Regions from separate parts of the Homo sapiens genome. Here region 1 is linked to region 2. Evidence: chromatin contacts called from ENCODE Hi-C data. All regions are on one chromosome and are shown on one strand. Each heading gives the region's core, a stretch centred on a gene start or an enhancer-like site at or near the end of the contact. The rest is flanking DNA. Distances are from core to core; before and after follow the strand shown. Region 1 overlaps UBE2H-DT (UBE2H divergent transcript). Region 2 overlaps NRF1 (nuclear respiratory factor 1).

What was found. Hi-C counts contacts between places; a loop is a spot of excess contacts on that map. Pooled maps may share reads with other maps.
Region 1: a loop to region 2 is called in a pooled map, with 2.2 times the contacts of the local background. The contact joins two enhancer-like sites. A Hi-C loop is called at or near these places in 1 of 50 pooled maps.

Annotation. Positions count from the first base shown.
Region 1 is chr7:129,968,345-129,973,656 of GRCh38, reverse strand. The region is part of intron 1 of UBE2H-DT (UBE2H divergent transcript); the gene reads right to left. Among named protein-coding and RNA genes, the nearest start is that of UBE2H-DT, 18 kb to the right of the region's middle. RefSeq lists enhancers at 4,003-4,644, 4,645-5,287. Within about 2 kb of position 3,701, at least 12 of the 41 ENCODE cell types and tissues checked have a DNase peak (open chromatin) inside an H3K27ac peak, as active enhancers do.
Region 2 is chr7:129,661,596-129,666,486 of GRCh38, reverse strand. All of the region lies in intron 2 of NRF1 (nuclear respiratory factor 1), which reads right to left. Among named protein-coding and RNA genes, the nearest start is that of NRF1, 52 kb to the right of the region's middle. Within about 2 kb of position 1,311, at least 3 of the 41 ENCODE cell types and tissues checked have a DNase peak (open chromatin) inside an H3K27ac peak, as active enhancers do.

The sequences.
Region 1 (5,312 bases), core at 2,452-4,951, 300 kb before region 2:
GGTGGCTCACGCCTGTAATCCCAGCACTTGGGAGGCCGAGGCGAGCAGATCACCTGAGGTCAGGAGTTCGAGACCAGCCTGACCAACATGGTGAAACCCCATCTCTACTAAAAATACAAAAATTAGCCAGGCATGGTGGCGTGCACCTGTAGCCCCAGCTGCTAGGGGGACTGAGGCAGGAGGATTGCTTGAACCTGGGAGATGGAGGTTGCAATGAGCTGAGATCACACCACTGCACTCCAGCCTGGGTGACAGAGTAAGACTCCATCTCAAAAAAAAAAAAAAAAAAGAGAGAGATGCAACAAATTTCCATCAATTGACCAACAGTTAAATACATCATGGTACCTCCATATGATGGACTAGTTTGCAACAGCTAAAACAATGATAGGGGTAGGGGCAGGTGCTCATGATATAGTAAGTGAAAAACGGTGATACAAATGTATATATACAACATAATTCAACTACACAAAAATATGTGAACATAAAAATAAACATATGCCAAATATTAGGGAAGTTTTCTCTGGGAGGTGGGATTATGATTTTTTTTCTTTTCTTTTTCTTTTTTTTTTTTTTTGAGACGGAGTCTCGCTCTGTTGCCCAGACTGGAGTGCAGTGGTGCAATCTTGGCTCACTGCAACCTCCACCACCCAGATTCAAATGATCCTCGTGCCTCAGCCTCCCGGGTACCTGGGATTACAGGCATGTGCCAACACACCTGGCTAATTTTTGTATTTTTAGTGGAGGCAGGGTTTTATCATGTTGGCCAGGCTGGTCTCGAACTCCTGACCTTGTGATCTGCCACCTCGGCCTCCCAAAGTGCTGGGATTACAGGTGTGAGCCACCATGCCCAGCCTTTTTTTCTTTCATTTTTAAGAAACAGGATCTTGCTCTTCTAGGCTGGAGTGTCATGAGGTACAATCATAGGTCACTGCAGCCTCAATGTCCTAGACTCAAGTCATCATCCTGCCTCAGCCTCCTAGTAGCTGGGACCACAGACTTGCGCCACCACATCCAGCTAATTGGGAGGTGGGATTACAGATAGCTGTTATTTTCTTTTTCCTTTTTTTTTCTTAACTGACTAAGCTCCAAGACCGTTATTTTCTTTCTTTTTTTTTTTTTTTTTGAGAAGGAGTCTCGCTCTGTCATCCAGGCTGGAGTGCAGTGGCGTGATCTCGGCTCACTGCAATCTCCGCCTCCCGGGTTCACGCCATTCTCCTGCCTCAGCCTCCCGAGTAGCTGGGACTACAGGCGCCTGCCACCACGCCTGGATAATTTTTTGTATTTTTAGTAGACGGGGTTTCACCGTGTTAGCCAGGATGGTCTTGATCTCCTGACCTCGTGATCCACCCGCCTCGGCCTCCCAAAGTGCTGGGATTACAGGCATGAGCCACCGCGCCTGGCCTCAAGACCATTATTTTCTTTACATGTTCCAGGTTTTCCCCACTAAGAACATATTCTTTTTTTTTTTTTTTTTTGAGATGGAGTCTTGCTCTGTTGCCTAGGCTGGAGTGCAGTGGCATGATCTTGGGTCACTGCAACCTCCGCCTCCCAGGTTCAAGCAACTCTCCTGCCTCAGCCTCCCAAGTAGCTGGGATTACAGGAGTGTACCACCACGCCCAGCTAATTTTTGTATTTTAGTAGAGACGGGGTTTCACCATGTTGGCCAGGCTGGTCTTGAACTCCTGACCTCAAGTGATCTGCCCACCTTGGCCTCCCAAAGTGCTGGGATTACAGACGTGAGCCACCATGCCCAGCCAGGAACATATTACTTTTCTTTTTTCTTTTTTTTAAGACAGAGTTTCGCTCCTGTTGCCCAGGCTGGAGTGCAATGGCATGATCTCGGCTCACCACAACCTCCACCTCCTGGGTTCAAGTGATTCTCCTGCCTCAGCTTCCCGAGTAGCTGGGATTACAGGCATGCCCCACCATGCCCGGCTAATTTTTTGTATTTTTAGTAGAGATAGGGTTTCTCCATGTTGGTCGGGCTGGTCTCGAACTCCTGACCTCAGGTGATCTGCCTGCCTCGGCCTCCCAAAGTGCTGGGATTACAGGCATGAGCCACCATGCCCGGCTGGAACATATTACTTTTCAAATCAGAAAGGAGGCTGGGCGCGGTGGCTCATGCCTGTAATCCCAGCACTTTGGGCGGATCACCTGAGATCAGCAGTTCAGGACCAGCCTGACCAACATGGTGAAACCCTGTCTCTACCAAAAATACAAAAATTAACTGGGTGTGCTGGCGGGCACCTGTAATCTCAGCTGCTCGGGAGGCTGAGGTAGGAGAATCGCTTGAACTCAGGAGGCGGAGGTTGCAGTGAGCTGAAATAGCGCCACTGCACTCCAGCCTGGGCGACAGAGTGACACTTCGTTTAAAAAAAAATTAAATCAGGAAGGATATTAAAAGTGAAAAATAATTTCAGGTCTACAAGCCACTGTGGTTATTCTATTTGAATTCTAAATGTTCCCTCAGTTTTCCTGCCAATCTTATTCTGTTTCCTTTTGAGGAACTAATAGCTTGTAAGGTAGGGGTGAGCAGTTGGATTTATAAGTGTGGAGAAGCATCCTGGCACCTCTCTGAGAGTTTCCTCCCAAACCAGGCCACCTCCCCAGCCTTGGCTGCCCTCCGAGGGAGTGGCCCACATGCAGGTGAACTTCACACTCCACAGTATCCGGGCAGGAAGCCTTCCATTCCACTGGCCTCTGGAGGAAGCCCGCAGCTCTGAGCCCAGTTGCCAGTGTGGGAGGGAAACTGAGACTGGGAACTCACTGCAGAGCAGACTCCAGGGACTGTCTCACACCTTCCCTACCCTAAAGACAAGCATTTCCAAAAGCTACTGCACCCCTTTTCCTCCCCTTCAGGGTTGGGGAGAGAGATTTGAGAATTGAGGGTAACCCTGGCCGGGCACGGTGGCTCACACCTGTAATCCCAGCACTTTGAGAGGCCGAGGCGGGTAGATCATGAGGTCAGGAGATCAAGACCATCCTGGCTAATACAGTGAAACCCCATCTCTACTAAAAATACAAAAATTAGCTAGGCATGGTGGCAGGTGCCTGTAGTCCCAGCTACTGGGGAGGCTGAGGCAGGAGATTGGTGTGAATCCGGGAGGTGGAGCTTGCAGTGAGCCGAGATCTCGGCACTGCACTCCACTCCAGCCTGGGCAGCAGAGTGAGACTCCGTCTCAAAAAAAAAAAAAAAAAAGGAATTGAGGGTAACCCAGAAGTCAGGAGTTTAACAAGAGAAAATACCAGGCATGACAGACAAGTCCTGGCTAGGTCTTGGCTGGATGGAAGCAGGGAAGCTAACTGGTCATCGCTGGTGGCTGGGACCAGCCTTGTGAGTAACCAAGAGGCCAGGCCAGTGGTTCTGAGACCCTGAGTGTGTTTCAGAAGGTCTCAGATAAAGAATGTGGGAGGTTTACCCCTTCTTTGTGCACTGCTTGAAAATCCCAGGCAAGGAGGTAGCTTAGATAATGTAGCATACACTGAAATTCTTCTGTGCTGAGACACTTATTTCCTGTCTTTATTCAATGCCAGTGAATACCAGAAAGTTTCCTTTTCAGGAGCTTGAAATTCAGGCATCAGGAAGGTGAACAGAGCCGCAAGCAAAGGCACATGGACACGTGTGAATCACACAAGCACTAAAAGCCACCATGGAGTGGAGGAGGGGAAGGTGAGGCCTGGGTGGGGCCTTCTGCAAGAAAACAAGGAATATCTGTTTAGGGATGGGGGTGGGGAGAGAAGGAAAATAGCCTCAGGGGACCAGAAAGTCAAACACTGACTTCAGGAAAGGCAGTGTCTGCACAAACGTTCCTTCTGAGGCAAGAAGATACAGGTAATGGCGGAGCACGGTGGCTCACATCTGTAACCCCAGCACTTTGGGAGGCCAAGGCGGGCAGATCACCTGAGGTCAGGAGTTCAAGACCAGCCTGACCAACATGGAGAAACCCCGTCTCTACTAAAAATACAAAAATTAGCTGGGCGTAGTGGCGCGCCCCTGTAATCCCAACTACTCGAGAGTCTAGGCAGGAGAATGACTTGAACCCGGGAGGCAGAGGTTGCAGTGAGCCGAGATCGCGCCACCGCACTCCAAGAGCAAGACTCCATCTGGAAAAAAAAAAAATTGGTTGGTATCTACATCAAAATGGGCTTTCTATCTTTTCCTCACAGAATTCAACTTACTCTCCCCCGACTCCAGTCTTAGACAACACTACTGGCTACGTGCAGGACAGTCACCCCCTGTTTTCCTGCCAAGGGCTGATGGTCACCCCATGGAGTACTGGAGGTTGGGAGAAGGGTTAGAGTTATCTTTCTAGTACCATTCCCTCCCAGAGAGGAGAGAAGTTTCTACTTAAGAGTGCAAGGTAGAAAAGCAGGAGGGTTTGTAAAGCTCCTACCCTCAAGTAAATGCATAATTTGCCTGTCCTAACGTGGCTTCCTAGAAAACAGAGCTAGAGGCAAAGCCCAAGGGTTAATGTTTCACTGGGGTGGGCTGCAAGCCCAGGGCAGCAAGAGTGAGGAAGAGGGGAAGCTAGGCAGCTGAGGAAGGAACGTGTTCTCATTATGGATGACAGGTCGTTGTGTTTTCATTCATTCGGGGGCCTCCAAGCGTTAGAAGAATCACATGGGGACAAAGCAGCAGCAGAATGAGCCACTGCGGGCTCCTTCCGGCCTCCTCTCTCTTTTCCATAAAAGTCCACCCCACGGTGTTAACTCCCCTTCATGTGCAGGTTGTGTTACTGGGCCCCTCTCAGCAGCTACTGGGGAGCCAGAAGGTCCTGGAGTCCAGTTTGGTGCTGGAGCTGCTGCACCTTGGCCCTCACTCCTAGGGGAGGTTGAGGCAGTGGCTGTGTGAGGAAAGAAGCCATGGCAGTGACAGCTGTGCCTGGAGAGCCACAGAAGGATGCAGCCGGCACTGCCCTCACTACGCGGGAAGCACTGCAAGACTGAGAGACTGAGGCAGGATCAAGGCCTGGGAAGGAGTGGGGCTTAGCAAATCTAAGGAGGTTTATAAACTGGGTCCAGAACATTGACTTAGGGAAAAACTGTTTAGATTCTAAATTTGATGTTCTGAGCAGCCAGATGTATTGTGACTGCAACTTCTGTAAGCACCGGTTTTAAAAAAGCATGTGAATTGAAAGATTTCTTGTGTTCTCTCCTCATGACAAAATGATGCAACTATCTTGGCCGGGTGTGGTGGTTCACACCTGTAATCCCAGCACTTTGGGAGGCCGAGGCAGGTGGATCACTTGAGGTCGGGAGTTTGAGACCAGCCTGGCCAACATGGTAAAACCCCATCTCTACTAACAACACAA
Region 2 (4,891 bases), core at 62-2,561:
ACAGCCACATTATCAACATGGGTGAATCTCAGAAAAATGTTGAACGAGATAAACATATTACAGAAACATAGTATCAGAGTGATACCATTAATATAAAATTTAACACATGCAAAACAATGCTAAATATTGTTTAATCATACAGACACATAATAGCAAATATAGACAAATGCAAGAGAATGACAAAGACCAAATCTAGAATACTGGTTACCCCAGTGGAGGGAGGGAGGGAAGGGAGCAGGATTAGAAAGAGTTCCACTGAGAATTTCAACCATATCTGTACTTTTTATTTCTTAAAAAACATTTGATGCAAACATGTGAAAGCAGTAATAACTGACAAAGCTGGGCAGTGGGTGCACATGCATTTGTTATGTCAATCTTGATACTTCTCCATATGATTCAAATATTCAAGTATTTTCTACTTGCTGCACAATTTACCAAAACTATCACTCTCAAGATATTAATTACGTCTATAGACCACGTGAATCTTTCTCCACTTCTTTATTAACCTATCCTTTATCATTTCAAAGAAAATGAAATAATAAATCCAATTTTGTTTAAAAAGAAGTCCTCTAGGGCTAGGCCCAGTGGCTCACGCCTGTAATCCCAACACTCTGGGAGGCCAAGGCAGGAGGATCACTTGAGCCCCGGAGTTCAAGACCAGCCCTGGGCAACATGGCAAAACGGCATGTCTGCAAAAATTTAAAAAATTAGCTGGGCATGGTGGCGTGCACCTGTCCACGAGGATGAGGTGGGAGGATCATCTGAGCCCAAGGAGGTTGAGGCTGCAGTAAGCCATGATTGTACCACTGCACTCCAGTCTGGACAACAGAGTGAAACCCTGTCTCAAAAAAAACCAACAACAACAACAACAACAAACAACATACTGGTGATTGATACTAAAAGAGGTCAACCAACTTGAGATATTGTTTTTATTACTTGAAGATTTCGTTTAGTTGCACTACAAATAAACTTTTTTTTCTTGAAAATCAACAATAATCAGGGGCTGTCTGTGCTGCAGAGAATTAGAAGTGTTTCTGACAGGCAACACAATATAGTGAATGGTCATTTACCTTTTCTGGGTCACCTTTCAGATATGATGAATGCTACAGACCAGCTCCTCAGAAAAATCCCCACGCTGGTTAAGTGGAGTTGGGATTCCAACCCAGGAAGCCTGATTCCAGAGCCTGGGCAGGTAAGCCCTGTGCTCTGCTGCCTCTCGAAATTCCTTACCACACACAGCCCCTAGGCCCTGGGTGGTCTGACTCATGCCTGCCTCACAAGGCTCCAACCACACTGGCCTCCTTCCCATTTCCCATCTGCAAGTCCTTGCTTTCAGTGTTTCTCAGTCTGAAATGCACTTCCCTTTGCTGACACCTAACTGCCTGTCAGTCACAACCTTCCTCCTCAGAGAAGCCTTCCCAGACCACCCAAACTAGCAGCAATCTGCTGTCCTTCTCTCTCCATTACCTTCCCGCATTATTTTATTCAGAGCATCCAATGCTTTCTCAAATTATTTTACTTTATTATTGGTAGCTCTCCCCCACCACTGGATGAAAGCTCCTTCAGAAACAAACTCTTTTCTCCCCCCAATAAGCCTTTCGCACTCCTAAGAAGCAAACTCTTGCCTGCCTTGTGCATAGTATCTACATAGGTTACATATATGTACTATACATTATAATTCCTCAATAATTGAATATTAAATGATCAAATGGAAGTCATTTCTACCAGCTGTGTCTCACTTTCCACATGTGCCACACAAAGGGGTCAAATTAAAGTCTTTGCCTGGTCTTAACACTATCACAAAGCAGTACAGTAATACAGCAAAGCCATGTCTTAAAACCATCTTCCTTCATAGAAAAGCAGTGGACCTGGATTCATTATGTCAAGATGCCCTCTGCTGGGACACATAAGCATTTCACAAAATATATTTTACAAACATTTCAAGTGTTTTGCCCCTAAGACTTATTTTTAAATTCACCACTCCGGAAATACACAGTGGACAGTAACTGACAGTAATAAAGTTGTTGTTCATTGAATCTGTCTTCCTCTTCTTAAATACAGCATATATTCAAAACATGTAGTATTTTGGCCACTCCTCATCATTAATTTCTTGTCTAGCTTTTCTAAATACCTTCTAAGATCAATATCTAATACCATACCCATTCAGGCATGGTTTATATGAAGTCTTTTCACCATGGTGCTAAATGTTCAATGTAAACAGGAAAGTGAAAGATATAAAATGTAGCCCAGCTTTAAGTCATTTAGTAGCCCAGAAAATTTTAAAACCTTAAATTGGATCCCTCTCCCTCTCCCTCTCCCCTACCCTCTCCCTCCCTTTCCCCCTCCCCCTCCCCCTTTCCCGTCTCCACTGTCTCCCTCTCTTGGGGAGCCTGGACTGTACTGCCAAGATCTCCGCTCCCTGCAACCTCCCTGCCCTGGGCTCCGGTGATTCTCCTGCCTCGGCCTGGCGAGTGCCTGGGATTCCAGGCACACGCCGCCACTCCTGACTGGTTTTCGTATTTTTGGTGGAGACGGGGTTTCGCCGTGTTGACCGGACTGGTCTCCAGCTCCTGGCCTCGGGTGATCTGCCCACCTCGGCCTCCCGAGGTGCTGGGATTGCAGACGGAGTCTCGCTCACTCAATGCTCAATGTTGCCCAGGCTGGAGTACAGTGGCGTGATCTTGGCTCGCTACAACCTCCACCTCCCAGCTGCCTGCCTTGGCCTCCCAAAGTGCTAAGATTACAGCCTCTGCCCGCCCGCCACCCCGTCTAGGAAGTGAGCAGCGTCTCTGCCTGGCCGCCCATCGTCTGGGATGTGAGGAGCCCCTCTGCCCGCCCGCCCCGTCTGGGAAGTGAGGAGCGCCTCTGCCCAGCCGCCACCCCGTCTAGGAAGTGAGGAGCGTCTCTGCCTGGCCGCCCATCGTCTGGGATGTGAGCAGCCCTCTGCCCGGCCACCCCGTCTGGGAGGTGGGGAGCGCCTCTGCCCGGCCGCCCCGTCTGGGAGGTGAGGAGCACCTCTGCTCGGCCGCCCATTGTCTGGGATGTGAGGAGCGCCTCTGCCCGGCCGCCACCCCGTCTGGGAGGTGAGGAGCGCCTCTGTCCGGCCACCACCCCGTCTGGGAAGTGAGGTGCGCCTCTGCCCGGCCACCCCGTCTGGGAAGTGGGGAGCGCCTCTGCTCGGCCGCCCCGTCTGGGAAGTGTACCCAACAGCTCCGAAGAGACAGCGACCATCGAGAGCGGGCCATGATGACGATGGCGGTTTTGTCGAAAAGAAAAGGGGGAAATGTGGGGAAAAGGAAGAGAGGTCAGATTTGTACTGTGTCTGTGTAGAAAGAAGTAGACATAGGAGACTCCATTTTGTTCTGTACTAAGAAAAATTCTTCTGCCTTGGGATGCTGTTAATCTTTAACTTACCCCCAACCCCATGCTCTCTGAAACATGTGCTGTGTCCACTCAGGGTTAAATGGATTAAGGGCGGTGCAAGATGTGCTTTGTTAAACAGATGCTTGAAGACAGCATGCTCGTTAAGAGTCATCACCACTCCCTAATCTCAAGTACCCAGGGACACAAACAGGGCCGAAGGCCGCAGGGACCTCTGCCTAGGAAAACCAGAGACCTTTGTTCTCGTGTTTATCTGCTGACCTTCTCTCCACTATTATCCTATGACCCTGCCACATCCCCCTCTCTGAGAAACACCCAAGAATGATCAATAAATACTAAAATAAATAAATAAATAAATAAATAAACCTTAAATTGGATTAAGATGATCCAGGATTGCTAGTGCCCTCGGGCATCTCGCAGAAGCAAACAAAAATCCTCTCTAGAGGAAGATAACATTATACTAGACCCCAAATTATTTCTAGAAATAATTTTCCAAACACAGCATCCAGTATTCATTGAAATATAATAGTACACCAAGAAAAGAGCCAACGTGAACAAGAAATGACATTAACAACATGTAACAGAAACTTGAGAGAGAATTACCAGGTAAATTATAAAATTATTTGTTTAAAAGAAATTTTTTTCCACTATTGGAAACCGTTCAGTGCAAATCTCGGAGGAAACACACACACACACACACACACACACACACACACACACACTAGAAATTCTAAAACTGGAGGAAAAAAAACACTTGGTTAGTAGTTTTGGTTAAACTATTAACAATTACCAAAATTAATAAGTCAATGAACAGATTTAGAAGCACCTTAATAAATAAAGAAAAAACAAAGAAAAGAGAACATAAAAAAGGCACCTTAAACACAGCTGATATGGTTTGGCTGTGTCCCCACCCAAATCTCATCTTGAATTGTACTCTCATAACTCCCACATGTTGTGGGAGGAACCTAGTGGGAGGTAACTGAATCATGCGGGCAGGTCTTTCCGGTGCTGTTCTTGTGATAGTGAATAAGTCTCATTAGGTCTGGGGGTTTAAAAAAAGAGGAATTCCACTGCACAAGCTCTCTCACTCTTTGACTGCTGTTATCCATGTAAGACATGACTTGCTCCTCCTTGCCTTCTGCCATGGTTGTGAGGCCTCCCCAGCCACATAGATCTGTAAGTCCACCGAAACCTCTTTTCTTCCCAGTCTTGAGTATGTCCTTATCAGCAGCATGAAAATGGACTAATATAGTAAATTGGTACCAGGAGTGGGGTGCTGCTGAAAAGATACCTAAAAATGTGGAAGTGACTTTGGAACTGGGTAATAGGCTGGGGTTGGAACAGTTTGGAGGGCTCAAAAGAAGACGGGAAAATGTAGGAAAGTTTGGAACTTCCAAGAGACTTGATGAATGGCTTTGCCCAAAATGCTGATAGTGATATGGACAATAAAGTCCAGGTTGATGTGGTCTCAGGTGGAAATAAGAAACTTGTTGGGAACTGGAGCAAAGGT